Regions from separate parts of the Homo sapiens genome. Here regions 1, 2, 4, 5, 6 and 7 are each linked to region 3. The links are chromatin contacts, found by Hi-C or POLR2A ChIA-PET in ENCODE. All regions are on one chromosome and are shown on one strand. Each heading gives the region's core, a stretch centred on a gene start or an enhancer-like site at or near the end of the contact. The rest is flanking DNA. Distances are from core to core; before and after follow the strand shown.

Evidence for each region. Hi-C counts contacts between places; a loop is a spot of excess contacts on that map. ChIA-PET counts read pairs that join two places held with the same protein, here RNA polymerase II (POLR2A). Pooled maps may share reads with other maps.
Region 1: a map of ascending aorta shows a loop between it and region 3 (8-fold over the local background). The contact joins the promoter of VDR here to the promoter of CCNT1 in region 3. A Hi-C loop is called at or near these places in 1 of 168 maps with a recorded cell type or tissue (ascending aorta), 1 of 37 single-sample maps with no recorded cell type and 7 of 50 pooled maps. POLR2A ChIA-PET finds 5 or more read pairs at or near these places in 1 of 52 experiments (WTC11).
Region 2: a loop to region 3 is called in a pooled map, with 14 times the contacts of the local background. The contact joins the promoter of TROAP here to the promoter of CCNT1 in region 3. A Hi-C loop is called at or near these places in 9 of 50 pooled maps. POLR2A ChIA-PET finds 5 or more read pairs at or near these places in 2 of 52 experiments (Panc1 and activated CD4-positive, alpha-beta T cell).
Region 4: a map of CD8-positive, alpha-beta T cell shows a loop between it and region 3 (12-fold over the local background). The contact joins the promoter of ASB8 here to the promoter of CCNT1 in region 3. A Hi-C loop is called at or near these places in 3 of 168 maps with a recorded cell type or tissue (CD8-positive, alpha-beta T cell and naive thymus-derived CD4-positive, alpha-beta T cell), 6 of 37 single-sample maps with no recorded cell type and 16 of 50 pooled maps. POLR2A ChIA-PET finds 5 or more read pairs at or near these places in 1 of 52 experiments (activated CD4-positive, alpha-beta T cell).
Region 5: a loop to region 3 is called in a map of B cell, with 26 times the contacts of the local background. The contact joins the promoter of SENP1 here to the promoter of CCNT1 in region 3. A Hi-C loop is called at or near these places in 3 of 168 maps with a recorded cell type or tissue (B cell and naive thymus-derived CD4-positive, alpha-beta T cell), 12 of 37 single-sample maps with no recorded cell type and 17 of 50 pooled maps. POLR2A ChIA-PET finds 5 or more read pairs at or near these places in 2 of 52 experiments (WTC11 and naive thymus-derived CD4-positive, alpha-beta T cell).
Region 6: a loop to region 3 is called in a pooled map, with 13 times the contacts of the local background. The contact joins the promoter of CCDC184 here to the promoter of CCNT1 in region 3. A Hi-C loop is called at or near these places in 4 of 168 maps with a recorded cell type or tissue (CD8-positive, alpha-beta T cell, gastrocnemius medialis and naive thymus-derived CD4-positive, alpha-beta T cell), 9 of 37 single-sample maps with no recorded cell type and 17 of 50 pooled maps. POLR2A ChIA-PET finds 5 or more read pairs at or near these places in 2 of 52 experiments (activated B cell and naive thymus-derived CD4-positive, alpha-beta T cell).
Region 7: a map of CD8-positive, alpha-beta T cell shows a loop between it and region 3 (7-fold over the local background). The contact joins the promoter of SLC48A1 here to the promoter of CCNT1 in region 3. A Hi-C loop is called at or near these places in 1 of 168 maps with a recorded cell type or tissue (CD8-positive, alpha-beta T cell) and 1 of 50 pooled maps. POLR2A ChIA-PET finds 5 or more read pairs at or near these places in 1 of 52 experiments (BJ).

The regions. Positions count from the first base shown.
Region 1 is chr12:47,903,086-47,906,515 of GRCh38, forward strand. VDR (vitamin D receptor) reads right to left here and starts at 1,909. Exons shown (of 10, transcript NM_000376.3): 1 at 1,870-1,909. RefSeq lists an enhancer at 319-518 and a silencer at 1,902-2,031.
Region 2 is chr12:49,321,366-49,324,504 of GRCh38, forward strand. TROAP (trophinin associated protein) reads left to right here and starts at 1,890. Exons shown (of 15, transcript NM_005480.4): 1 at 1,890-1,984; 2 at 2,239-2,387; 3 at 2,480-2,672. The coding sequence starts at 2,244. It overlaps TROAP-AS1 (TROAP and PRPH antisense RNA 1), which reads right to left. Exons shown (of 8, transcript NR_120449.1): 1 at 3,127-3,139; 2 at 2,782-2,974. RefSeq lists enhancers at 603-822, 1,964-2,113.
Region 3 is chr12:48,715,117-48,718,562 of GRCh38, forward strand. CCNT1 (cyclin T1) reads right to left here and starts at 1,591. Exons shown (of 9, transcript NM_001240.4): 1 at 1,399-1,591. The coding sequence starts at 1,559. RefSeq lists enhancers at 1,356-1,635, 1,706-2,706, 2,106-2,345.
Region 4 is chr12:48,156,200-48,159,542 of GRCh38, forward strand. It overlaps ASB8 (ankyrin repeat and SOCS box containing 8), which reads right to left and starts at 1,316. Exons shown (of 4, transcript NM_024095.5): 1 at 1,260-1,316. RefSeq lists enhancers at 1,100-1,622, 1,127-1,176, 1,197-1,246, 1,277-1,496.
Region 5 is chr12:48,104,644-48,107,684 of GRCh38, forward strand. SENP1 (SUMO specific peptidase 1) reads right to left here and starts at 1,436. Exons shown (of 18, transcript NM_001267594.2): 1 at 1,385-1,436. It also overlaps a transcript of PFKM not described here. RefSeq lists enhancers at 433-1,308, 814-1,023, 1,309-2,182 and a silencer at 1,164-1,303.
Region 6 is chr12:48,182,375-48,185,727 of GRCh38, forward strand. CCDC184 (coiled-coil domain containing 184) reads left to right here and starts at 1,270. Exons shown (of 1, transcript NM_001013635.4): 1 at 1,270-3,353. The coding sequence starts at 1,749. The coding sequence ends at 2,333.
Region 7 is chr12:47,771,988-47,775,196 of GRCh38, forward strand. It overlaps SLC48A1 (solute carrier family 48 member 1), which reads left to right and starts at 1,251. Exons shown (of 3, transcript NM_017842.3): 1 at 1,251-1,453. The coding sequence starts at 1,318. RefSeq lists a silencer at 1,117-1,726 and enhancers at 1,472-1,978, 1,979-2,483.

The DNA of each region.
Region 1 (3,430 bases), core at 659-3,158, 810 kb before region 3:
TGATGGCCTCTGCCGAAGAGGAGTAAAGGGTTGGGAAGGCTTTCTAACTCTCATTTTTTCCCCTCCTTTCTTACCCCATTTTCTAGTCCCTCCTTTAGCTTGGTAAGGGTCCAAGTCACAGCTGATCAAGACCAGCCAAACCCAAAGCCATGGGACCCAGCCAGAGCATAGACTGTGAATTCCCCAGCTTTTTGCAGTTTGAGTCAGCCCCACAGCTGGATTGGCCTCCCAGGACTCTTCTCAAATAGGTCCAGAGAGGCTGCTGAGTGGGGGCCACGGACTCTGCAGGGAGGGCTACTTCTGTTCAACGATCTCTAGCACCCAAAACAAAAGCCAGGGAGAAATGTGCAGTCTTACTACCTTCTGGTCTGGCTGCATGCCAGCCCTGAGACTGTTTCAGAAAGACTCACAGTTCCCTCCAGCACTTGGACAGGGAAGGGACGGCAGGTCTCTCAACACACAACACTCTTAGTCCATAGAATTGAGGCTCCAATGTTCAGATAACCCATTTCTACCTCAGCAAATCACCCTCACTCCCTAGCCTGAGTTAAAGCCTTCTTTGCCAACACCATGACTTCTCTGGCCCCAGACTTTCCTAATTTCTTTTGCTCACCCCCTTCACTAGCAGAGATGGGCTGCTAATGAGACCACTAGGCAGAAATGGAAGGAAGGGCTGGAAAAGCCTGCAGTGCTGGGATGCACCTCCTTATCCCAGGAGAAAGATGAGATGTAGATTTATCATAAAGCCACTATCCCTTCACGGTCACCTCCTGCTAGAATCATCTCATAGCCATTCCATAAGCACTGCTGTGTTGGGTATCTGAGCCCCTGCCCATGAGGAAGACCACCTTCCAGCAGGGAGCTGGAGCAGAGCTGAACTCTGCCCAGGAGAGCTTCTGCAATGCTCAGAAAATGCCTGCCCAACTGCTTGCCTGGGCTCTGGCCCCTTTGGCTGCAACTGAGCCCAGACAGGAGGCTGACTCACTCACCGCACGCATAGAGGAGGAGGAGGAACAAGAGGAGGAGGAGGAGGAGGAGGAGAAGGAGGAGGAACTGTGAGAAGGGTCTGGGCTTGGAGACCTAAGGCTCCCCCAGCCCAGGCTAGGTCTCAGACTCTGGTCCCTGGGTGAAGAGAAGGAGGGGCAGTTGTACACTGGCCCTGGAGACCACAGGCTGTTCCCTCCTAGATACTTCTGAATCTTCCTCACCACCACCCACAGATCCAGGGCACCTCACTTTTCAAACAGAAACTACTCCTTGAGCCCCTTCCTCATTTAAATGCTTGCCCCTGAGTTCCTCTGAACATCTATTGACAGGCTGTCCTGAAAAAAAATAGGGCCAATTAGGTCTAAACTCATTGGTAGTTCAAAGAAAAGTAAAAAAAAAAAAAAAAAAAAAAAAATTACTTAAAAGACCCAACTCCACCATCACAGGTGACCATACCTGGGCCCTGTAAGACAATAAATAAGGTTACACACCCTCCACTCCAGCAGTTCTGAGCACCATCGACAGCCAATCGCTCCTTTTCTTATTCCTCCACTCCATGCCAAGGCGCCCCGACAGAAGAAGGAAACAAATACTTCTTGTTGCCCAAGTGCTAAGCACTGTGTTAGCGGAGCATTTCTCCTAAGCGCCGAGGATGTCGCTGCTCCCCTCGCCAGCCTGGCACGAACTTCAGCTTTCTCAAACCTCAGTGCCCCTTAGTGTCCCAGCCTCATGGCACGACAGCCCGGACCTCAGTAGCCAAGTTTACCGCTGAGACTTAGACTCTAATGCTCGCAGCCGGGCGCTCAGGCCCCGGTATCCCAGACGCCCCGACCCCGAGTCCCTATCCTGAGACCCCCTTTCCCGCTGCTCCCGGGTTCGCACCTGGTCCGGCCGGCGGGTGGACAAGCTGTTCCGCGCTCCCGGCGCACACGGCTCCGCTGCCGCCTTTTGACAAGCAGAGACAGCCCAGCACCTGGCCCCGCCTCTCGGTCAGGCCCCGCCCCGGCCCCGCCCCGCCCCTCCGCCCCGCCCACAGGTCCAGTCCTCTCTTGCCAGGAGCTCCGTTGGCGCTGCAACCATCTTGACTTGGAATCAACCACCCTATAGGCCACGCTGTAGCCTTAGATACTCTAACTCGTGAAATTTTCATCGACCGTCGTCCATAGGGCAAGGCACGCTTCTGCCCTCTGTGGGACAGAGTTGTCGATGATTATAGGTGCGGATACCCGCTTCAGCCTGTGTTAATCGGGGATGCAGCCCCCCACCCTTCCTGCCGTGGTTCTACCCAGCCTGCTGCGGACGCCTGAGCCAGGTGCGTCACCCCCACCTGGGCTGACCAGGCCAGGACTTCGTCGTCCGCGGGACGCTGGGGGGCGCCTGCCGACTGGCACCGGCGGCTAGCTCCGCACGAATGGGAAATCCCGGGCTCCGCTCGCCAACCTGTTACTGCTGCAGAACGCCAGGAAGCTCAGCCTGATCCCACAGATTAGGGTAAAATATCCCGGGGGGCCGAAGTGGAAACCGGAGTTGCGTCATTGCTCCCACCCGATATCACCTTGGCAGCGACCGCGGCTGACCACGTTCCCGGCCTGTCGCGAATCTCACCCAAGGGAGCTGAGTCTCAGCTTCCCTGGTCCCTGGTCCCGAGTTCCGCCTTCCCCCCCCGCCCCGTGGCATCGGCGTGAGGGGAAAAGATAAAGACTACCTCCTGAGACCTGGAATTGTGGATGGCTGCGGAAAACTCACCACAGGAAATTTTGGCTTAAAGTTATTCTCTGCTTCCCTTGACTGTGTGATAGGCACCGCTCTATCTGCTAGAGGACAGGTGAAAAAGATGGGGTTCCCTCTTCTTAGAACTCACTGTGCAGTGGGAGAATGTATAAATAAATAGTAATTACAACATAATCTTCTGGAATAGAAATGCTCACAAAATCATCCAGCAGTCGATGACCTCCTTTAGCCAGGGAAGATATTGCTATTCGCCTCTTACAGAGGAGGAAACCATGGCTCAGAGGGACAAGGTGAAAGGGTGGGAAATTGAGGCATAGAAAGTTTAAGTGATATGCCCAACATGACTCAGCTAATCAATGAAGGACTAGTGCTAGAGCCCAGCAAATCTGCTGGTGCAATGGTCTCTGAACCATTTCTGAGACAGCTATGCTGGACTACATCATAACCAGCCCCTCACAACTCAATAATAGGGTTAAAAGAAATAGACTGAGATTAAATAGAAGGAAGAACCTTCCAACAGTGAAGTTTGTTAAGCACTGCAACAGTTCATTATGGAGGTATCATGGCAACTTTCTGGGAAGACTTAAACAAAAGACAGAAGAGAGGCATAGCGTTTGATTGAACTTGGGAATGGACCATTTATTCTGAGAAACAGATGAAGTGCCCCTTTAGAGGTCCTGCCAGTCTGATGGATGGATTCTCTACCTGTAAT
Region 2 (3,139 bases), core at 640-3,139, 610 kb after region 3:
GTGGTGCGATCTCGGCTCACCTCAACCTCCGCCTCCTGGGTTCAAGCGATTCTCCTGCCTCAGCCTCCTGAGTAGCTGGGATTACAGGCATGAGCCACCAAGTCCGGCTAATTTTTGTGTTTTTAGTAGAGACGGTTTTCTCCATGTTGGTCAGCCTGGTCTTGAACTCCCAACCTCAGGTGATCCCCCTGCCTTGGCCTCCCAGAGTGCTGGGATTACAGGCGTGAGCCACCGCGCACAGCCTGAAAGTAGATGAATTTTAAAGATGCATACAATTAGTAAAGATACCTTACGTATCTTTAAATTTTTTTTTATAGAAACAGGATCTTGCTACACTGTCTAGGCTGGTCTGGAACTCCTGGCCTCAAGCGATCCACCTGGGCCATCCAAAGTGCTGGGAAAGACGCCTGTAACCCCAGGCTAGACAACGTAGCCAGATCTTGTCTCTACAAAAAAACACAAAAATTAGCTGGTGGCAGGCACCTGTAGTCCCAGCTACTTGAGAGGCTGAGGTTCCCACCTCAGGAGGCCGAGGCTGCGGTGAGCTGAGATCGCACCACTGCACTCCAGCCTGGGCGACAGAGTGAGACCCTGTCCCAAAAATGCATAAATAGTAAAACTAGTGAGAGTGAATGAGAGATGGGATATGTAAAGGGAGTGGGAGGAGTTAAGGAGTAACTCCTCGGTTTCTGGCTTGTGTAAGAATAACTTCTGTGATTGGTGGGGAAAATCCACCAGAGTTCTGTTAAGTGTTGTTCATTTCCTGTCCCCCGTTAGGGGTTACCCCTTCCATCTTAAGCAGGATATTCTAGGATCTCTCAGTCTCACAGCCTTGCCCACCAATAACCAGCAGGTGAGCCCCCTCTCCCCAGACCTCTAGATCTGCAAAAGGCAACCTGGAGGCAAGGAAATCCCCAGCTGTGAGTAGCCATTCAATTCTGGTGCTGTGGTAACTGAGTTCAAAAACAATGAGTCTTGTTACCTACCCGTAAAATGAAAGACACCTCATCAGACACCTCACTGGATTGTGAGGCTCCAAGGAGCACACATATTGTTAGGCTCAGTTCGATTCCCTCCAGCCCTCTCCGCCCGTTTGAAGGCAGTTCCTTATCCCGGAGACAACGTACAGATGTTCTCTCTTTCCCTCTTTATTTTTTTTAAGACAGGGTCTCTGTTGCCCAGGCTGGAGTGCAGTGGCGCGACCACAGCTCACTACAGCCTCAACCTCCTGGGCTCAACACGATCCTCCTGCCTCAGCCTCCAGAGCGGCTGGGACTACAAGCGCGCACCACTGCACAGGGATTATTATTATTATTTTATTATTTTGTAGAGAAACGGGTGGGAGTGGTCTCGCTATGTTGCCCAGGCTGGTCTCAAACTCAGCTCAAGAGATCCTCCCGCCTCGGCGTCCCAAAGTGTTGGGATTACAGGCGCCTGCCACCGCGCCCGGACGCAGATATTTTCTATGGGCATCTGGAATGGCGTCCCCAAAGCTTGGCGCCGTGCTATGGTCAAGCCGGGTCGGGGGCTCGGGCCAGCCTTCAACACCGTTGGCAGCAATCGGAACGATCAACTGTACCCTCAGTACCGCGACCTCGCCCGGTCCTGCCAATGGCCGGCCCCTAGCCGGTCCTGAGGCCTCGCGAGAGCTCCCGTGGCTACGCCTTCCCCGGCCTCGGAACGGCCCCATCCTTCCTCTTTCCCCGCCTCCCAGCGGCGCTCCACTCTCGGATTGGCTGATTGATCCGAGTCAGTTTTTTTCCTCGCCAGAAAGCGGTTCGACAATTGGTCCTTCTTTTGGCCCCTCCTGCGATGCCCGCGGATTGGACGGCTGAGTCTGGCTACGCGGGCCTCCGCGGGAGCGCGACCGGGCCAATCAAGAGCTTGGCGTATTTTACAAACTGAGAAAGTAGCTCCAGCAGCACCCGAGAGGGTCAGGAGAAAAGCGGAGGAAGCTGGGTAGGCCCTGAGGGGCCTCGGTAAGGTAAGGCACGGGGGTCTTGAAGGGAACGAAGGCTGCTGGGTTCATAGGGAGGAGGGCAGTTTGGGGCCCGAGGGCGAAAGAGTAGGCTCGGGGTGTCTGGAGATAGCACCCATAAGAGCGGTCTTGCAGGCGCCGGGGGCTTGTGGGCGCGTGGATTAGGGCGGAGGTATCAGGGATGGCAGGACAGGTGCCCCGAGAACTGGTTGATCTTTGATCTTAGATTCTGCCTGCCTTCTTCCCCGTCTCAATTGTAGCCATCATGACCACCCGGCAAGCCACGAAGGATCCCCTCCTCCGGGGTGTATCTCCTACCCCTAGCAAGATTCCGGTACGCTCTCAGAAACGCACGCCTTTCCCCACTGTTACATCGTGCGCCGTGGACCAGGAGAACCAAGATCCAAGGGTAAGAGGGGCCTAATGGGGGAAGACAGTAGTCACACCAGTAATGCACCCCAACACTAAACCTCACCTTTTTGTCCCCGCTCCCTCCCCTAGAGATGGGTGCAGAAACCACCGCTCAATATTCAACGCCCCCTCGTTGATTCAGCAGGCCCCAGGCCGAAAGCCAGGCACCAGGCAGAGACATCACAAAGATTGGTGGGGATCAGTCAGCCTCGGAACCCCTTGGAAGAGCTCAGGCCTAGCCCTAGGGGTCAAAATGTGGGGCCTGGGCCCCCTGCCCAGACAGGTACCTGTTGGAGCCATGGTAACACGGCCTCCATGGCTGAGTAGGGGACTAGGAAGGGTAAAAGTGGGGTTTTGGGGTTTTGCACTCACTCCTGCTGTCTCCTACTTACTGTGATAGTCCTGGTCCCAGCTCCTGGAAAGCTCTTTGCTCTTAGAAGATCTCCCTTTCCTCCAGCAAAATGTCATCTCGCCAGGTGCCATGGCTTGTACCTGTAATCACAGCTACTCAGGAGGCTGAAGCAGGAGGATCACTGGAGGCCAGGAGTTGGAGACCAGCCTGGATGACAGAGGGAGATCCCATCTCTTTAAAAAATAAATAAATAAATAAATAATAAATATCACTTCTTCTGAAGCCTTTTCCAGTTCCCCATGTCACAATCAGTTGCTCTGTGTTCTCCTAATACTTTGCAGCACTTCTTTTATAACATGTATATACCTTGGCTTGAGTCTGTTACCTGTCTATAGTTT
Region 3 (3,446 bases), core at 341-2,840:
ACCTTAATGACAACACACATACAAAAAGGAAAGCATTTTAAGGATGCACTGAAATAGAATTTCGAACAAAAAGATTTAACTCCATACTGACAGGATGCTTAGGAAACAAACCTGGACATCAGCAGGAAACAAACTGGCGATAAAACAGACACCCATTTTGAGATGAACACACCCTTAAGATACACACATTACTGTCAGCCACACATTTAAATAGAAGCTGCACCCAAGAAAATTTTCACACGCAGAGTGGAAAGAAATTTAAAACTATACTAGTTTTCTCCACCATAAAATAAGTGTATTTCCTAACAAACAAAAATATGTGGGAGAGGTTACCTCATTTTTTTTTTAATTTTTTTTTTCTGAGACGGAGTTTCACTATTGTTGCCCAAGCTGGAGTGCAGTGGCGCCATCTCGGCTAACTGCAACCTCCGCCTCCCGGGTTCAAGCGATTTTCCTGCGTCGGCCTCCTGACTAGCTGGGATTACAGCTGCCCGCCACTACGCCGGGGTAATTTTTTGTATTTTTAGTAGAGACAGGGGTTTAATCATGTTGGCCAGGCTGGTCTCGAACTCCTGACCTCAGGTGATCCACCCGCCTCGGCCTCCCAAAGTGCAGAGATTACAGGCGTGAGCCACCGCATCCAGCCGTTACCTCATTTTTGAAAATGAAATACATATCATCACTCTAAGTAAGTTAAGGACCCGGTATTTTGTAAACTATTTAAAACATTAGATTCGTGGGTATCCCCTACAAACGTAAACTAACATCTTTCCTCTGAAATTCTATAAAACAGTAGCTACTAACTGAGCATCTGAATGCAAAGCACTGTGCTGGACACAGAATCAAACACAAGAGGTATTATCCCATTTTATAGACAAGACGGCCAAAAATTTGAGAGGTCACTTAAACAGCTAGTAGATGAGGAATGGATTTTGGACCAAGGCTGAGGCATTAATTCTAGTCCACCCTTTATAACACTTTCAGGTACTGAATTTCTCGAAATTTACACACTAGGTTTGGGAGGCAGCCGTCAACAGAGAAACCTCTGCCAGACCTAGACCCCTAGGGCACAGCGGAAAATGAGAATCTTAACGTCACCAGAGCAGATCAGAACACAATGAAGACAGAGTTGGAAGGGCTGGTTAAAACACAAAGCCGGGAAGGATACGAATTCCCAGCAAGGCTGGCGGCACGGGTGAGCGAGCGGGAAATCAACTCTGCCTCGCTTCCCTAGCGCTAACTGAGTTTCAGCCCGCCCCATCGTGGGCTCTCCCAACTAGACATCCAGCTTCTGCCCACCTTCTTCCCCACTTTCGTCCCCCCCACAGAGCCTGAGACCCGGACGCCAGAGCATGGCGGGACCAACTCCAAGGCCGAAGGCCTAGGCCACAAGGATACACGTTAAGACGCTGCCCCATGTCCTGAAGCAGATTGGCCGCCTGCTGGCGATAAGAAAGTTCTTTATCTGGGTCCACGCCAAAACGACGGGATGGGCTATTTTCCAGCTGTTCTCGAGTGAAATACCACCGTTTGTTGTTGTTCTTCCTCTCTCCCTCCATAGTGCTTCAACCAGAAGGCAGCGGCGAAGGCTGCAGGCACTTCCCAGCGTCACCTAAGAGGCGACCCACATCCGCTGTGCGGGGGCAACTGCGACTTGACGAACTTCCGCTAAGCGTCGACCGCCGGGTTGTTACTTGCCTCCGTAGAGGAAGCAAAAGTCAAAGGACCTACTTCCGGAATGCACCTCGCTACACCCCGTAGCCGAGTTAACAGCCAATATGCGACCAGAAAAAACCTTGAGGCGAGGACGCAGGCGCGTCACGTGACCGTTGGGCGGTGGAGTGGGGTTAGAAGTTCTTTCTTAAAAACCGTGTATCTTCCCGCGAGAACCGGATTGAGCGTTGGCGCCCCGGGTCAGGCTGCGAGGCCGCAATTATAGTGGGATGGGGCGGCCGCCCACGCGCCGCTTGGCGGTTCTTACGAGAACTTTGTTTGTGACGGCAGTGGTGATGTAAAATGGGGCAGATGGGCCGGGCGCGGTGGTTCACGCCTGTAATCCCAGCACTTTGGGAGCCCGAAGCGGGCGGATCACGAGGTCAGGAGTTCGAGACCAGCCTGGCCAATATGGTGAAACCCCCGTCTCTACTAAAAATACAAAATTAGCCGGCGTGGTGTCGCGCGCCTGTAGTCCCAGCTACTCGGGAAGCTGAGGCAGGAGAATCGCTTGAACCCGGGAGGCGGAGATCGCAGTGAGCCGAGATCACGCCACTGCACCCCAGCCTCCAGCCTGGGTGAGAAAGCGAGACTCCGTCTCAAAAAAATAAAATAAGTAAAAATGTGGCAGATGAACTTGAAAGAGAAAGTAGGTGAGGCTGTCAGAAACTGAAAAACAGAATCAAATGGTGGGGCTCTTTCGTATATCGGAGCATAAAGCAACTAGAAGGCTGTTACATTGTTGGTAGCAATGTAAAATGCGACAACCCATTTGGAGAGGTCGCTTTAATGTGTAGCCAAAGGCATGAAAACATTCTCACGTTGTTCGCCAGTGATCCAACTTAAAGGAATAAAATGAAATTAATAACATTAATTAAGAGCTTACATGTCCCAGGCACAATACTGACTTAAATATACTGTTTCATTTATTCAGCACAACTCTAAGAGGTAATTTTTAAGTACGTTTGCGAATGGGTGAACTAAAACTGCCCCTTGAGTGTGGAAAGCCTCCACCACTACCCCTCACTTGCACAGATTAGCAAGTTCTTGCCCTCTGTCAAAATATTTCCCAGCTCCTTTGCCGGGCGCGGTGGCTCAAGCCTATAATCCCAGCACTTTGGGAGGCCAAGGCGGGTGGATCACCTGAAGTCGGGAGTTCGAGACCAGCCTGGCCAACATGGTGAAACCTCATCTCTACTGAAAATACAAAAATTAGCCAGGCGTGGTGGCGCACGCCTGTACTCCCAGCTACTCGGGAGGCTGAGGCAGGAGAATCATTTGAACCCGGGAGGCAGAAGTTGCAGTGGGCCGAAATCGCGCCACTGCACTCCAGCCTGGGCAACATTGCGAGACTCCTTCTCAAAAAAAAAAAAAAAAAAAAAGATACATCCCAGCTCCAGCCTCTGATAACTGTTTGGTGCTGGGCAAGATAGTTAACTTCTCTATGCCTCTTTTCTGTGATAATACCTATGTTTTAGATAGTGAAAGGGAGTAAAGATTTAATGAGTAAAAAGTATTTATAATAGTACCTAGTACTTAGAAAATATTCAGTAGCCCTTATTGTTATAATATTTGTTACATTGTATTGAAATTGAAGGCAAGAGCAATGCCTTCATTTTTGTATGGCACTTACCTAGTAAAGCCCTGGCCCTAGTAAATAGTCCATAAATCTTTGTCAGATAAATGTGCAAAACACCCACAATACAGAAACTGAGGCTTTGGGAGTTTGCCCT
Region 4 (3,343 bases), core at 66-2,565, 560 kb before region 3:
AAAAATATTCATATGTATCGATAATTCAAATTAGGTATTTTTCTCCCGTTATCATGCACGGATAAGCTGACACACTTGTTTATATGTCTCTATGACATTTTCTAGATAGTTTAGATTTGGCATGTGTTTTAATCTCTCCAGTAGCCACTAAACTGCTCTGAGACAAGTATCTGTATCTTATAATTTTTTTGTTTCAAGGAAAAAAAAAGACAAGTGCATTTGAGTTGGTAATTCCAAGAATGGCAGCAGAAGACAGAGCATCTAAAGCAGGAGGCTTGGACCAAAGTGGTTCTGTTGCCTGTAATCCCAGCACTTTGGGAGGCCAAGGCAGGAGGAACTCTTGAACCTGGAAGTTCAAGACCAGCCTGAGCAACATGGCGAGACGACCCCAAAACCCAATCGTCTCTACAAAAAAATTCAAAAATTAAAATAAATAAATAAAGTCGTTTTGTTAACCATTTCTGGGCCATGATAATCGGATGAAACTAAATCCTGAACTAATTTCCCGGGCGCTCTTGGGCTCTGGGCTAAGAACTCCTGAGAGTATGGTCAGTGGTCTGCTGCTGCCTGGAAGCTCCCGGTAAAGGAATGAAACTTCAGGGCAGACAGCATTCACTTCAGGAATGGTCAAGGAAAGCTAAATTCGATCTCACTAGACAGCAGCCCGTGTAAGGTTTGATCCCCTTGGAAGGCCCTTTCCTCTGCTAGAGCTGAAAGCCCTGTCTCCCTCGTTTTCTTTTGCTACGGGATCCAGAGAAAACACCAAAGGGCACTTACTGAGAAGCTGAAAAAAAAAAAAAAAAAAAGCAAACTGGAAAAGAGAAGACACAACAGCTCTGATGCGAGGGAGGCCTCGGCCCCGCCCCCTCCCGCCCCGGGAGAACCTTGGCCGAGCCTGCAGCGCCCGTAATCCCCACCGCACCTGCTGCGGGAGGGCCCGCGGCAGCTGTCTCGCTGAGGCTAGGGGGCGGGGGGCAAGGGCACGAAACGCAAGGACGTGCGGTGTCACTTTCTGCACGGGCTCTAAACAGATCGCAGCAATCCCGGTAGGTCCGGTACTGAAAGAGAATCACGCAATTTGCGCTGGGGGGCCTCAGACGCGGACCAACCCCCTCTTCGATCTGCCTTCTAAGGCCCGGAAATAAGTCTCAGCCTCGAGAACTAGAGCACTTCGACCAGGGAGTAGAGGAAGCGTTATTGGGCGTGGTACCCTGGGTTAGGAAACCTGGCTGTAGACCCACTCCAAGGACCGCACTCACCGAATTGCTGGGCTGAGGTGGGGGTTGAAAGCCGCTGTCAAGGCGTGACCCGGAAGCAGAAGCTGTCGGGGGCAGGCCCTCTGTTTACCGGACTAGAAGACCAACTAAGATGGGCGCCTGCGCACTGATGAGTGTTCGTCAGCGGGGCGCGCCTGCGCAGACTTGTGCAGCAGCTTTCGCCCTCCAGAGGCCTAGTTAGGGGGTTACTTTCTCCTTTTACTCAGAGGCTTTGCGCGCAGGCTCAGTGCAGCGTTCTCGGCCACAGCCGCAGGGTTCGGGTCTTGGTCCTGCAGCGGGGATAAAAAAGCTCAGGAACCCTGAGTGTTGGGCCGATTCTATATGGTTGCACCTGCGTGGACCAGGCCAGCAGGGGTCCATCCACAATGGTTCAGTTGCTTAGGAGACTAAACTCTTAGTAGGAAGTGTCTTTGACAAAAATACTTACAGCATTATTCATAATGGTGGAACGAATCTATGCTCCTTAGAACCCTCCTGTACATGTCCACCCTCCTTCAAGTAAACCATATCAAAGACAAACTCAACCACCCAAGAGGTGTAGTATTCTAAATGTAGAGGAATAAATGACCTTTATAACTCTTATTAGGGTTAATGAAACTTCCCGCACAAAAACATGATGACACCTCTGAGTGACAGACTTTCTGTGCAAAGCATAAACATTTTGAAGTCAGCAGCACATGGTGGTGGTGCATGGAAGGAGTGAAGCAGCAGCCCATTTAGGCAGACTGCAAGAGTTGTGGTCTGCCCGGTAGCCTGTTTAACCAGAGTGCCCCACACCTACTCCCCAGAGCTTGTTCTAAGCAACCAAATCTAACCAATTAGAGATTTAAAGCAGGCCCAGACAGATCATGTACATCAGTAAGAGGATGGTAAACTGAAAGTTCATGACCTGGTCTGAGGAGTGGGCCTCCTTTGAGCTCCAGACTCAAAGGAATTTTGCCAGGTAGGAATATGCCCTCCACTTCCTGCCACTGCACCATGGTGAGATCGTCCATTTTTCAAAAGAAGCTGAAATACAGATTTTTTTTAAAAAGTGAATTTTTCCAAGTTGCAAATGTTGGCAATGTTTTTATTATTATTATTATTATTATTATTATTATCATCATCATTATTTATTTTTGAGATGTAGTTTCGCTCTTCTCACCCAGGCTGGAGTGCAATGGCGTGATCTCGGCTGGCTGCAACCTCAGCCTTCCGGGTTCAAGTGATTCTCCTGCCTCAGCCTCCTGAGTAACTGAGACTACAGTCACCTGCCACCACACCTGGCTAATTTTTTTTTTGTATTTTTATTAGAGATGGGGTTTCACCATGTTGGCCAGGCTGGTCTCAAACTCCTGACCTCAGGTGATCCACCCTCCTCGGCCTCCCAAAGTGCTGGGATTACAGGCATGAGTCACCACACTGGACCACATCTCTCAAATTTCTTGGTTGGGAAATGCTGAAGTATATAAATTCTGGGAAACCATCAGCATCTTACAAATGTAAGAATGAGCGGAGTCTCCCAGGGAGTGATAAAATAGGCTCTCAATACAGGTTATTTTACTTATTTATTGAAAAACTGAGTACACTTTTATTTTACTTGGCCTGCAACTCAGTATATGCAGAAAACTACTCTATGTCACACTCATGATCAATATCTTCTTATTTCCATTTGGCATGTCATTGAAAACCTAGCCCATCACTTAGCTAAAAATCACATAAGAGACCCCTAGAGAAATCAAACTAACTTTTTTTCCCCCCAAACAATAGATCTCATCTTTATTAGTCAAATCAGTACCTGCTGATAGGGCAGTGGAGCAAGCCTGACAGTGATATTCATTAACAAAGAAGACAAAACTTATGCTTTCAAGTACAAAGATAAACTTTGAATGGCAGAGAGCCTAATCTGACTATCATCAGCCACCAAGAACACAGAAGAGCAAATAACTCAAGAAGAGAGAAGCCAAAGTGCTATAAAAATTATTCTTTTCTGTGAAATTCAGTTCCACAGCCTGTATGAGCAAGGGTCCAAAACACTGGAGAGCCAATAAAGCTGCTGGGAGGGCCCATTCATAATGGGAGATGCA
Region 5 (3,041 bases), core at 186-2,685, 610 kb before region 3:
AGATCCATAAACAGGTACCGCAAGACAGTAGAGCTGGTACAACTGATAGAAGATGTAGAAGTTGGGAAGAAAAGGACAAGAGTTCCAAAGCCGCAATGCAAGTCAACAACTGCATTCCCTTAGCCAGAAGTAGCAGAACCTGTTTTTGTACCCATCCACTCCCTCTAGACAACTCATTAGATGAGTGACATGAAGACCATCTTTGCAGTTGGGATAATTAATTGAAGTCAGTTAAAAATGAATAAGCCTTCCTAAAAGGGACTAGAGAGGAAAAATAAAGGGTGGTAGAGTGTAAACTGGAAGTAGGTTAAGGGATCATGCTTATAGAGATGCTTAAAGTTGCGCTTTAACTGTAATTTCAAAGTCAGGGTAATCTGTATTTCAACATGAGTCCTTAACACAAATTATTTTTATGAAGAATAAAGATTTAGGAGATGATGAGATCTAATACATCCAGAATAACCAATTATAACAAAGACCCTCAGTCAAATAGTTGGTAGTAGATAAAAGGCTTTATATGAATATTACAAGAATCACCACCACTCCAAATATAATAAGTGTACCAAATATGAAGTAAAATGACTTTAACAAGGCTGACTTGAAAGTGATAAAGAAGCAAGTTACTGCTAACAAGATAGTGGAAATACTGCACAGGCACCGATAAACAGAAATCACCAAGCTCAAGGAAAGAGAAACGAGGCATAGATCCAGAGATCACGTTAGGGTACACCAAGAAAGAGACGGTTCAAGGGAATTACCAGGAGGCGATGAGCCAGGTAAGCAAATTGTGGCAGTTAAGGGGATTTTCATAACCTGAGCAGGAGGGTCCAGACGTTTCTTTCTGATGGTGGCACTAGCGATATCACATCTCAGGGAGATACCACAGAGTAGGAGAGTTGGAGAAATGTTTACGTGAGACGCAGAAGTAGTCAAGAAATATCACTCGGGTCTCAAGGAAGGCGGGAGATGAAGCCGGTACCACAGAAAGCCGAGCTTCCCGGTGAAAACAGCTCTCCCCAGAGAAGACCCAGCTCTGGCGGGAAAGCCCCGGAATCGCAACCGGCCTTTCCCCAAGTACGGCTGGGCGCTGGGATGGGGCCTGCTGTAACGGCAGGGAGACGGTCTCTCCGCGGCCCAGGAGAGAGAGACCAGAAGGAACGGCCTCAGGTAGCCTAACGGCCACCGGCGGCCACAGCGCGGCCACCGGACAGCAGGGGGGAGGGGAGGTGGTCCCAGGGGGCGGGGCAGAGGAAAAGGCGCCGGCCCCACAGTGCTCCCCGCTTCCGCCCAGTCCAGCCCGGGCCGGCTGACCGGGTCCGACACAGTCTCCTGGACCAGGCTCCCTCCATCCTCACCCCTCCCCCAGCTTCCCGCCGCCACTCACCGAACCGGAACCGGCTGCCATGCGAAGGGGTTTCCGGCCGGGCGCGGAACGCAAAACCCGGGAACCGCCGCGAACCGGAACCGCCTTCACAGCACCGGAAGAGTCGCTAGGTGGCTGAAGAGGAGGGGGCTGGGGCAGGAGGTCAAAGAACAGAGTTAAGGACCAGTGGGGCGCCTGCGCGGTGTGGCGAGGCCCGAGAAGCGAAGGGAGCATTTAAGACTAGTCGTAATTTCTCAGTACCCTTTTCAGTCTGGGCTTTTTCGCTTTCTCGTACTCGGAATACTGTTAGTGAGCCCTTCGTCCTATGCTTTTCTCTGTTCCCTCTGCTCCCTTACCCGCCGCCTTCTGGTTCCGCCCGGCGAGTTTTGCTTGCTTGCGTTCCAGTTTCCATGGCAGCTTTTCGCGGTGGCCCTAAATCTGCGGAAACCTGTGGCTTCCCCCGACAGATAGGGACCTGAGATCTAAATCGATCTCAGGCTATCTCGTGTTTTATTGAGAATCACAGAACGTTAGTGCTTGTAGAGGTTATTGGAGATACTTTAGTCTTACCAGGTTCAGAGAAGTGAAGTGATTTCCCAAAGGTTTTAAGTGCACGGCCCATCTAGGACTAGGAAACAAGTTTCTTAACTTGCAATCCTGTACTCTGCACCACCTCATACTTGATTGACCATTCAGCAAGCAAACAAACAAACAAACAAGCAACTTGAGGACGGATTAGGCTAGACTCTGGCAAGATGTAGAACCTTCCAGAACTCTGGAGGAATTTGAAACAGGCAGAGCTGTGAGGAAAGCTTTTGGGAGCCCACTAGAGATCTGCTTTTCTGGGTAGAGATAGAGAAGGACCCAGGAATCACCTGTGACCTTTGAAGGGCTTTGTTGTTCCTGGGACACATTGATTAACCTGGAATCTGCCATACTTTCTAAGAGAACATAATGGGAAGAAATATGTTTGTTCATTCAGGCTTTTTGTCAAGCACCTCAGCTTGGCAGGCCTCTGGACCCAGGCCCTGTAGAAGTCTTAGAGAAATGCCCCCTTAATAGGTCCTTTACACCCAGATCACAGCCACAGGCACAGTCTGAGCTCAGACTTAAAGAAGGGCAGTTTCTGGAGGCCCCCAGCCTTTCTGATACTCTCAGCAGCTTGCTGAGTTCAGGGTTTCCTCCCCTGTCAAATACATCAAAGTAGATTATTTGTATTGCCTCATGTGCTGATACTTTTATATTATATTGTCAAGTCCTAAGGCCAAGTAGTCATGAGTGTAGCTGGTCCATGTCAGTCACTGACATCTTATTTCACAGCTCTGTTCGTTTGGATTAAACTCTGTCTCTATTTCTAGGAGGCAGCCATGCATAAAGACGAGTTTCATCTGAAATTTTTCATGTGTGTGATTCAGTCTCGCCAGTTAGTCAGGACTCCTCAGAGAACAGGTACCCTTGTCTCCTGATCATACTCCAGTGACAGAGAATGGGTTCTCTCACAAGAAGTCTAAATACAGGATGTGAGGCTTTCTAGTGTAAATACGGATTTTAGGGGTCAACTGACCTTGTTTATCACATTCTCACTTTGATAAAATATTGATCACTGAGTCGTGTATTTTCCAGGTAAGATTTTGACCTGGTTTGTTGTGATAGATGCCAGGCAGATAAGGAGGACTTG
Region 6 (3,353 bases), core at 20-2,519, 530 kb before region 3:
TAGGGTCATTATTAATTATTGTGCTCTGCCCAGGTGCTGATTCCTTCTCAATCTGCAATCATCTACGTATATTAAAGACAATTTTTCTTCTTCCTCCACCCTTCCTGCTCCACCCCTTAAATAGGGAAAGGGCTTGTCACAAAGGTTGGGGATACTCAGTGTATGTCTGAACTTGGGCACTGAAAGAGAGAGCGGGAATTACTCTAACACACAGTCCCCCCATCCATACCCTCCACACAACGGTCAACAGTTTACCTTTTCACCTGTGAGATGATGCAGACTGTTATTCAGAATTAGAAATAGTATTATAGATTATCCAGTCCAATTCCCTAACAGATGAGGAAAATGATGTGGCCAAGGTCGCTGAATGAATAAGTGGCAGAAACGAAACTGAATTCAGGTCTCCTAAAACCCACTACGTTTGGCTTGGGGAGTTCTGGATGAGAGCGTGGGACTTGGTGGTTTTTGTTATTCATTCAATAACTATATTAAGCATCTACATACTAGGTGCCAGGCACTATTTTAGGAGCTGGGGATTCCGTGATGGAGGGTGCAGGGGAGACAAAAATCTCTCCCCTTATGGAGCTTTCATTCTCAAAACTTAAGCACTTGGCCTCCCCATCTGGGACAAACTCCCAGAGACCTGCGTAGGAGCGGTAGGGTCTCATAAAGGAGGGAGTCCCATCCTTCCCCCGCTCCGGTGATTTCTATAGCTAGAGGGCTGATTTACTGCAGAAACCTCCGTAGCGCCCTCCTCCTGCCTCTGCACCGTCAGGCCCGGTGGGTCCGGCTCCAGAGCGCCACCGTGCCCCAGCTCAACTCTGGGATCATTAGCAACAGCCTCTCTACCCTCTCCGCTTTCCTGCGCATCGCTGGAGGACAGGGAGGCAGGACTCGACTTTAGCGCCATCCTCTGAGAAAGGAATGCGGGCTGGAAAAATCTTTCCAGGGCAGTCTCGCTGGGTCTCATACCCCGGCTAGGGGAGGGACGATCTCTCCCGGACTTGGAGGTTTCTGCAGCAGACGGCTCTCTCATACTTCCCTATTAAACATTGCGACCACACGCTCTTTCCAGCCTTGGCCGAAGCCACTGTAGCGTCCCCTCTCCTCCCCCCACCCCGCTAGTCCAGACTCCAGAGCCCCACTGCAGCTTCCAGCCATCCTCCCTTTTTCTTCGCCACTTCCTGGTTACCATGGAGACACACGTCATTTACGTGCCGTGCGTCGCCTTGGAAACAGAGGAGCATCCGCGACACCCCCGGGAGACCCACCCCAGCTGCTGCTGCCACACTCGCGGGCGCTGCCCGGTAATGGCCTGGGGGAGTCCCGAGTCCGACGCGCCGCTGGCCTCAGCCTGGACGCGGACCCCTCCGCGAGCGCGTCTGTGACCCACGGAACCGGCAGGCGCTCTCTGCTTGTGGCGCCCAGAGGGCGGCGCTGACACGGGCGCGATCCGGGAGGCGAGGCAGGGCAGGGCACTTTCGTCCCGGGGCGATCCCAAGAGACGCCGGCTCTGGGACCCTCGCCGGGTCCTCGTCCCGCAGCCTCTTCTCGGCCTCCCGCGATCCTGCCTGCGCCCTCTGCCCAGGACTCGTCTCTCACGTCGGCTCCCCGCCAGTCTCGGGAGCCTCCGCTTCCCTCGGCTCCCGCTAGCCCCTCCCGGGACCTCTCCCCCTCCACCCCCTCCCCCACCCCGGAGGCCGGGCTGGACGCGACCCAGAGCCTCCGCCACCCGCTTCTGCCACTCAATGGAGGACGGTCTGCTGGAGATCATGACCAAGGACGGCGGCGACATGCCGGCGCCCCTGGAGGTGTCCACCGTGCCGGCAGTGGGGGACGTGATCTCCGGGGAGTACAACGGCGGCATGAAGGAACTGATGGAGCACCTGAAAGCCCAGCTGCAAGCCCTGTTTGAGGACGTGAGGGCCATGAGGGGGGCCCTGGACGAGCAGGCCTCGCACATCCAGGTGCTCTCGGACGACGTGTGCGCCAACCAGCGAGCCATCGTCTCCATGTGCCAGATTATGACCACTGCGCCCCGCCAGGGCGGCTTGGGCGTGGTCGGCGGCAAGGGGAGCTTCCAGAGCGACCCCCAAGAGCCGGAGACTCCTTCGCCTGGGATCGGGGACAGCGGCTTGCTGGGTCGCGATCCCGAGGACGAGGAGGAAGAGGAAGAAGAGAAGGAGATGCCCAGCCCCGCCACACCCTCCAGTCACTGTGAGCGCCCCGAAAGCCCCTGTGCTGGTCTCCTTGGGGGGGACGGGCCACTTGTGGAGCCCCTCGACATGCCCGACATTACCCTGCTGCAACTGGAGGGCGAGGCCTCCCTGTGAGGGGACTCCGTGGGGCACTACCTTCCCGGGCTGTCTTTGGGTTTCCGAGTGCATGACGCGAGGGGGACTGAACGGCGCGGTGCGGCATGCTTCACTTGGACAGCTGCTCTTGTGGGTCAGGCAGAGAGAGACTCCCTCGAGGAAGGATTTGTAGGGTGAAGGACTTTGGGAGCATCGAGAATTCTTTCTGCCCAACTAAGCGAATTATAGCGAACTGCGGAAAGGTGAGGCTCCGGGAGAGGAAGCGCCCATCTCTGGACTCCCATCCATCCCTATCCTGTCCTTTCCCCCTTCCCAGACAACAGGAGAACCCGTGAATTGTGTAAATAAAATTCTGCTTTTTCTATTCTGAAAAAGGACTTACCTAGGACCATGGCAAATAATCTCTAACAATTTACCTGGAAATTAAGGAATTGGGGGTATTTTGTTCTGGCAACAGGAAATTTACCCTTCTGCTGAAATCCAAGATATTCAGTGCTCTGCAGAAGCCTCTCCCCCTCACAGATCTCTGCGGCTGCTGATTGGTAAAGGAAGCTTGAGGAGGGAACTGCAGCCCTAGGAATCTGGGTGAATGGGGTTCCAAGGGCCCCTGGGCTGGGAGGAGCTGGCTATGAATGTGCATGAAGACATAATAGCTCAACCTCTAGGATTTTGCATGCAGAGCGGATCCTGCCTTGTCACTGACTTCATCTGGGATTGCTTTTCCACTCCCTGGGGCTTAGAGAACAAAGAGCCCGGTTCACAGGCAGAGACTCGGGGGTGCTCAGCAGCAGCCCAGATTTAGGGGACATTTGAGGGACTCTTGGGGCCGCAGCCAAAAACTGTCTCTCCTGGCTACACCTGCTTAACTTCAGTTCCTTTTTCTGTCAATATGTCCTTGCCCACTGCCTCTCGGTGTTGCCTTCATAATGTCTTGTGTGTGTTATGTGTGTCTACTTGTGTAGTAGTGTGTGAGCCCTCAGGGGCAGGGCTTGTGGCTCTGGTGTTAGGTTCAGGGGCTTCAGACCCTTCTACGAGCTC
Region 7 (3,209 bases), core at 1-2,500, 940 kb before region 3:
GGCAACCCTGATGTCCCCTTGATTTTAGCCCAGTGAGACCATTATTTGGATTCCTGACCTACAGAACTGTAAAATAATAATAAGTTTGTGTTATTTTAAATCAGTAAATTTGTGGTAATTTGTTACGGCAGCACACACACAAAAAAAACTAATGCAAGGGGTATTGGTTATGTTTTGTGCAGGTATATGATGGGCCTCCCCATGTGGATCCTTAGTGCTGTGGCAGAGCCCTTGTTATTGTGCTGGGATTTTCCCTCCAGCTCCCGGCCGGAAGCTGGGCTCACGTGGGAGCTCAGTGCCCTCCTGCTACAGATCTGTCTCTTCCTTACAATGGTATGATCCCGAGGGTCAGGGTGAGGGGTTTGGGAGGATAAGGCTTGTGCTGATAAAAGGAAAGGTGAGGTCCGTTGCAGTGGCTCAAGCCTGTAATTCCAGCGCTTTGGGAGGCCGAGGTGGGAAGACAGCTTGAGGCCAGGAGTTGGGGACCAGCCTGGGCAATATAGCGAGACCCTATCTCTACAAAAAATAAATAACAAAAAATACTAGCCAGGCGTGGTGGCACACACCTGTAGTCCTGGCTGCTTGGAAGGCTGAGGTGAGAGCATTGCTTGAATCCAGGTGTTGGAGGATGCGGAGCTATGATGGCGCCACTGTACTCCTGCCCGGGCAACAGAGTGAGACTCTGTTTAAAAAAAAAAAAGTAGGGATTTGTGGGGAGCTGTGCGTGAGGATAGAATGTATAGAATGTTTGCAGTCAGAAGGTGATGGTCGCAGGGGTTCCCAGACTTTAGTGTGTGGAGAAATCCTCTGCGATATGGTGGGAGGGAACCTGGTTGATAGAAGGACGGGCGGAAGGAATTCTATTCACAGCGTACTCTAATATTTCTTAAGTTTTACCTATTAATTTTTAACAAGAAATTTTAATTTTAATTTTAAACGAAAATACGCATCGTACTCAGAGGTAAAGATTTTTAATCCTCGCGGTTCGCTCGTATAAAGGCATATTTCCGGTCCCTTCCAAGGTCCAACAATCCGGACACGGCGGGTCTGGGGATGGGCCCAGGAATCCGCCTTTTTAGCAGCATTCCCCCAAACGACACGGCAGCTTCGCAAAGCGGCGGTGGCGTCTGCGGTTCCGGGCGCGGGCGGCCTCCGGCCGGGGAGGGCGCTGTGCGGGCGGCGCTGGGGGCGGGCCGGGGGCGGAGCGCGGGGCGCCGGCTGCTCTGGCGGCTCCCGCGGCTCCGGCTGGCGGCTTCGGGCCCTGCACCTGTGACTCTCGGCCGCGCTCGCCCTCGGCCCGCCCGGCGCCGCAGCCCCATGGCCCCGTCCAGGCTGCAGCTCGGCCTCCGCGCCGCCTACTCCGGCATCAGCTCCGTGGCCGGCTTCTCCATCTTCCTCGTCTGGACGGTGGTCTACCGACAGCCGGGGACCGCGGCCATGGGAGGGCTCGCAGGTACCCCGGGACGCTGGGCGGCGCGGGGCGGGTGCGCGGCTGCGGGGCGGGCGCCGTCAGCTGCTCCAGGACGCTCCCCGCGAGCGGCGCTTCCCCGCGGAGCGGGTGGAGTGTTTACTCGAAAACAGCGGTTGGCGGCGGCAGGCCCCACGCGGGCCCGGGCTCCTGGGCATTCCTGGGTGCCTCTGAGACCCGATGCCCGCCCGGGCGCCACCTGGGGGTGCCGACGGCCCGCCACTGCCGGCTGCACAGACCTGCCGCGCCGCCCGGGTTATCTGTCACGGCACACTGCCTGTCGCCCTCCGCCCAGTTGCCCCACGACAGTGTCCCCTCCGCGCGCCCGCGGCGCTGGTCGCCTCCTATCCCCAAACACACACACACACACACACGCACACACACACGGTTGTTCTGAGGGATCCCCTGCCCCCCAGGCGCCCCTTCCCTGGGTGCTGGGTGAGGGCAGAGAGGGAAGAAGTGGGAAAGGAAGAGGGCTAGGGGTGGCTGGGGAAGCCCATCTCCCTCCTTCCAGAGGGCTCCCCCGCAGAGCCCTCTGCTGAGACCCACAGGGAGGACGGCGTTAGGGATCTCATAGAAACTGGACATTCTCTTTCCACCCATGTTGGTGCCTTTTTGCTACCCGTCTGCTGTGGCTCCTCAGCCAAGCTCTGCCAAATCCTGCAGGCCAGCCGCCCTTTCTGTGCTTCTGGGAGGGAAGGGGAAGCATCGGTGCGCTGATGGGGGCTCTGGGCTGACCAGTGCTCCTTGTTGTGCACATTTGGGCTCGCAGTTTAACCTCTCTGCGCCATAGAATTGGTATGAAGATGAAAAATATTATCTCTACTTTCTAACATTTTAAAAAATGCTTTCTATGTGTCAGGCACTATGTTAAGCAACCTGCTTCCCTTATTTCATTTAATCCTTACATTAGTCTCATGAAGTAGGCCTTACGATTATGTCCATTTTACAGATAAGGAAACTGAGGCCTGAAGTTAAATAAATTGCTTACCCGGGATTACACAGCTACATGAAATAATATGTGTGGGAAAGGACTTTGGGAAGAAAATACGTATAATACTTTTACATATGATGATTATATTCCATTACTAAAATCCTCGGCCAAAAGAACCCTAAATGGAATAACTAAAAATAACTAATTTACTCACTGCCACAGGGAGTGCTGAGTGCCATCCCTGGGTAGAGTCGCAGCATGAGGTGGGGTTAATGCCTTAGAAGAGGGGCATACAGGGCCCCACCCTACACAATGCCAACAAAGCACTGGGTCACCAAGAAGGGGGGATGGGCACCCTGGCTAGGGTGTTCTCTGCCTGCCCAGCTGCCTCACCACCTGTGGGATCCTGAGGACAACTGGCCCATCTCTGCGCGTTATCTACAGAGCCCTAGTTCCTTTCCCCACTGCACCCCGCCACCCTCCATGTTTGTCAAGGTTCACTTCTCCCTGCCACTTTTTTGTTTCCTATTGGCCCTGTTGCTTTCCCCTCTGGAAGGCGGCGTCAGAGCCCTATGATTGCATTGCGAAGACCGAAGGCAAGAGAAGGATGAGCAGGGAGGGCCAGCCTGGGATCTCAGCTGGTTGTGTTGAGTCTGGCCTGGTACAAGTGGAGGTGAACCCTACCTGGCCGTTTGACCCTATCCTGGGCCACAGTTTCCTCATCTATTAGGAGTGGGAGGAGATGTCCCCAAAAGACATCTGACTTCCCTCCAGATCTGAAATCTTGCAGTGCTGCCCACTCCCTGA